2 separate regions of the Homo sapiens genome follow, and region 1 is linked to region 2. Evidence: read pairs that join two places in POLR2A ChIA-PET (ENCODE). Cell type or tissue: GM12878. All regions are shown on one strand.

Region 1 (2,500 bases), 190 kb before region 2:
CGCTACCATCCCCGGCTAAGTTTTGTATTTTTAGTAGAGCCGGGGTTTCACCATGTTGGCCAGGCTGGTCTCGAACTCCTGACCTTGTGATCCACCCACCTCGGCCTCCCAAAGTGCTGGGATTAGAGGCGTGAACCACCGCGCCCGGCCAGATATGTGGTTTCTATATAAAAAAAGCCCATCTGGTCCGCTATATATTTTTCTCTTGACTCAGACCCAAGTCCTACTGTCCATTAAAGTATTTTTGAAGTTGGCATTTCTGGCATCTGAATTTAGACTGCAATTTTGTATGTGATGAGAAATGTCCTAATGTCCCCCTGAAATGCACTCACATAAAGTTGGTCATGGATGTTTGCTCCGTGCTTCAGCAAGGTCTCCACCACCTGCATGTGCCCGTACTGACTGGCAGCCAACAGGGCGGTGCCCCCGTCCTATGGACATGCAAAGTATAAACACATTAGAGGTGGCGCAGGCACATAATTCACCAGCAGATGTTCCTCACATACATAGAATTTAGGAAGAGAGTTTTCCCAAAGATAATAACAAACTCACTTTCCCTGTTTTTTTTTTTTTTTTTTTTTTTTTTTTTGAGATGGAGTCTTGCTCTGTCACCCAGGCTGGAGTGCAGTGGTGCGATCTTGGCTCACTGCAATCTCCGCCTCCTGGGTTCAAGCGATTCTCTTGCCTCAGCCTCCCAAGTATCTGGGACTACAGGCGTGCACCACCATGCCCAGTTAATTTTTGTATTTTTAGAAGAGATGGGGTTTCACTATGTTGGTCATGCTGGTCTTGAACTCCTGACCTCAAGTGATCTGCCCACCGCGACATCTCAAAGTGCTGGGATTACAGGTGTGAGCTACCATGTCCAGCCTACTTTCCCTCTTTTATCCCTTTTACTTTTTCTTTATAATTATGGCAGAGTTCATCCTAAGGACGTGATTATGTTGTATATGTGGGCGGCTTGCTAGAGATGTATTACAGTTTTTTGACCAAGTTATTTATTGTGAATTAATTTAGAAAATTCCTATGCCAAATGCAGCATCATCTATTTGCTTCTCAATATGAGAAACACAGAAGAGAAAGTCTTGTCAGTTCTTGGAATCATCAGAAAAGCCTCCCAGGGCTTCTAGCCAGAGACTTCCTGGGGAAACGCCGTCTTCTCCCTGTGATGTAACCCAGTGGTAAGCCACTGAGATTAAGGTGTTTGTATGGGGTAACCCTCTGGGGCCATTGCCCTCATGGGACAAGATCTGCTGCCATTAAAAGAGCGGATAGCTATGGCACATTCTGTGTGTCTCTCACTATCCTACTTAGTATTTTCCTTTTAACATGTGCCAATTTGTCCAGGGCTCTTTAAAAGTGTGGCCCTAAAAACTAAGCAGAAGCCTGAGCAACAAAAATTAGCCAGGGTGTGGTGGTGTGCGCCTGTAGTCCCAGCAACTTGGGAGGCTGGGGTCGGAAGATCAATTGAGCCCAGGAAGTGGAGGCTGCAGTGAGCCAAGATCACACCACTGCACCCCAGCATGGGTGACAGAGCGAGACACTGTGTCAAAACAAACAAATAAAAAAAGTAAAAAAAAAAAAAAAAACCCAACTAAGCAGGGCACTGTAAAGCACACATGCTCTGATGTGGAATGGGATATTCCTGTGTTCCATCTACTCTACTTTTATCTCTGCAGCCTAAATTAGAGCTTTTCTACCAACCACATCACACTGCTGACTCATTGAGTTTGTGGTCAACTAAAATCCTTAATTGTTTTCCTCAGGTGCTACAGCTAAGGCATTCTTTTTTCCCATCTAGCGTTGTTGAGTTGTTTGGCTCTCTGAACTGGACATCTGAGCTAATTGTAAGTAATTCAAAAACACATAACCTGGTTCTAAAACATGAATCATAAATATAAGATACTGTAGTTTCTAAATTTGGGCATAAGGTGTTTATTCAAAATGCCTACTCATAGATCCCCACCCTCAGCCCTGCCTTCAGTAGGTCTGGGGTGAGATCCAGAAATATGCCTTTTGACCAGTCATGTGGGTTGATTGTGTAGGCAGGTGGCAGGTGGGCCTCATGTGGAGAAACACTGCTATAAGAGGTCTCGAATTCGTAGGCAGGTAACATCCTATGGGGCTGCGTGTGGCTGGGTAGTGCTTCCCCAGAGGCAGGCTCTGTGGTGGGGGAGGGTGCTTGAGATGGGCTTTGAAGTGTGGGGAATGGAGAGGAGGGAGGCTGAAGGCTGAAGCTGGTGGTAGACGGCAGTGGTGAGGAGGCATCACAGAATTGCGTAACAGCAGGAATAAGCACCATTTCTAAGCTTTATCCTGTCAATTTTCCTAGCTAATAAAGTAATAAATTTTCCTGCCTAATAAAGTAACAGAAAAGATAAAATATGAAGATTCTTATGGAGGAACTGCTGTTATTTTTGTATGTATGTATGTATGTATGTCAGGGTCCTGCTCTGTCGCCCAGGCTGGCTGCAGTTGTGCAATCATGGCTCACTGCAGC
Region 2 (2,500 bases):
TATCAAAGTTATTACTACCTCCCCATCTGTATCTGCTAAAAATACTTGGCCACAGTTGCTTCTCAAATTCAGGGGAACCTGGAAGAATTTCTCAGAGGTGTTTATCAACATTTGCTGAACTATCTGATTTAGGGTGGGGCTGGATGGTACGCTACATGGAGCCATGTTCAGGTTGTTCTTTGAGCACTTTCTAGACATGGCAGGGGATGTGGGCATCTATAGAATCCTTTCTTTTTGGTTATCTGGACTTAGAAGGGGGCATCCTGTTCTACATGATTCAGGGCAAGATTTCTCTTAAAAGACAGATGAGACTCAATCTAGTAAGCGTCCAGAAATGACACAGCTTACCCTAAAAGGATACCACACTCACTGACTGTTCAACCCCTTAGGCTAAGCAATTTGTAGCAGCTGAATTCCTTGAGCTCAGAATCCGGAACTTCTACATCCCCTGGCACCTACCTCATGGCTTGGAGGACAGGTTACTACAGGTCTTGGTATTACTTTTCTTCCAGGAGTTCTTCGAACTTCAGAACCAAATTTAAGATCATACTGATTTCAGATTCGAGTTAGAGCTATAGGATATCAACCATAACAATAAGAATACACAACACTTCAAAATGAAGACACTGAAAGACTTCCTCCACTATATTTTTATTCTTTGCTCTCTGTAACATTCTCTGTTTTGTCCTTTTGAGGAAAATATTCATTTGGGGGATTAAATTTGTGGGATGAAAATATATGTGGAGTTAATTGTAACTGAACTTTTAGATGTGTACATTTTTGTAAACTACATTTCTAACATTTTGAAGGTAGCAGTTAAAGGTTTTTAAGTATATTTCTTAAGTAAAGTCTTCATTTTATTTGAATTTTCATGCTACGAAATAATATTTACTTGTAACAAGTAAAACAATATAGATATGCATAAAAAACCTAAATGATCTTCCCTCTACTTCATTCTAATACTAAGTTTGCTGTATCCCTCCCTACACATGCTATGTGTGTATACACACATACACACATACATGTATATAGGTGTACATACATACATATATACATAAAATGCACATACACGTACATATACAGGTATATGTATGTGTGTGTGTATTTGTGTGTGTGTGTTCCCTAGACAACAAGAGGTACCGTTGAGAAGGGGCAACCACCAGGAAGTGATGCTGATGACTCATCTAGGAGGTTCTAACCTCTGATTTAACCCAGAGCTATAGCACAGAGCTAGTCAGCAGGACCTCAAGGCTCTTTTACAATACGGAAATATTTTATTTCACTATCTCTGGTCTAGAAATTATCCAGCTTATTGATTCAGTTTAATTTATACTTTTAAAACTTTTCAATTGGCTCTTTATCATATTTATTTTTTCTTGTCTTTTCTGCCAGTTTTTGTTTCAAAACTTCATGTACTTTTAAGTGGAAGTTACTTCTTCATTTAGCTTTTTTAGTATCCTAAAGGCCTTGGAGCCAGGTGTATTTCAGAATTCAAAATTTTTAAGATTTGAAAAAAGATAACATCTCCAGTGAGGTCTGGGATAATACCCTATAATCAAACAGGTTAATATTTCTCCAGTGAAAAGCATGAATAGGCACACCTAGGGAGACACTAACTGACTATATACATAGACTTATATCAGTTTAGTTCAGACTTTGCCAGCAAATGATTATTGGTTAGGTTAGGTTTGCCACCAAAACAGTTACAAAACCTATTTCCTTTTCAGAGTTTGGGGATTTCAGATCATGGGCCAGTATATTTAAAGTCTTTCTCAGACTATTCCATAAAATTCACCTCATCTGAAGTGAACTCATCTCTGATTATTTTGTTACCTGTCTTTCTTAATATTCAATTTATGTGTTTTGAATTTTGTTTACAGGCATATTGGCTTATTTTGAATGAGAGGTTTTTATCCTCTCCTTCTTTCGCATCTGTTTCAGCCTGCTAATTTTGCATTGTCTTAGCTGTCCACTGGATCCTTAGCCCAGGAGCAGGCATTACAGTGTGCCTTCTCTATTGTTATGACACTGAAGATAGGAGATTCAGACATTGACCCCATGAATGGCATAGCTCAGTTCTTGGTCATGAGGCCACATATTTGATTTTTGGTTCCCAAATTCCATAGCTTCTTTTAAAAATTTATTTAGTTTTATATATTTAGGGGTACAAGTACAAGTTTCTTATATGCATATATAACATAGTGGTGAAGTCTGGGCTTCTAGTGTACCCATCACCCAAATAGTGAACATTGTACCTAATAGGTACTTTTTCAACACCCCCTCCCATCCCTCCACTTTTCATAGTCTCCAGTGTCTGTTATTACACTCTGTATGTCCATATGTACCCATTGCTTAGCTACCATTTATAAGTGAGAACATGCAGTATTTGACCTTCACACAGCTTCTTATAAATCCATAACCCAGGAGGCAGATTGGAAGCAATTTTTAGCTTCTTTTTAAATTTGAACATCCTTGTCTTCAAAAAATGTGCCTCGATCTG

Evidence for each region. ChIA-PET counts read pairs that join two places held together with the same protein. Peaks named below come from ENCODE experiments on the same cell type or tissue, not always from the same donor. Only the 100,000 strongest peaks of a DNase experiment are listed, where the experiment ranks them.
Region 1: POLR2A ChIA-PET joins it to region 2 with 15 read pairs; 3 of 35 experiments call an interaction of 5 or more read pairs at or near these places.

What each region holds. Positions count from the first base shown.
Region 1 is chr18:23,633,719-23,636,218 of GRCh38, forward strand. It overlaps ANKRD29 (ankyrin repeat domain 29), which reads right to left. Exons shown (of 10, transcript NM_173505.4): 5 at 333-431. Among named protein-coding and RNA genes, the nearest start is that of ANKRD29, 28 kb to the right of the region's middle. In GM12878, no CTCF peak of the experiment used is centred here; no DNase peak of the experiment used is centred here.
Region 2 is chr18:23,827,489-23,829,988 of GRCh38, forward strand. The region is part of intron 23 of LAMA3 (laminin subunit alpha 3); the gene reads left to right. Among named protein-coding and RNA genes, the nearest start is that of LAMA3, 140 kb to the left of the region's middle. In GM12878, no CTCF peak of the experiment used is centred here; a DNase peak (open chromatin) is centred at 1,163.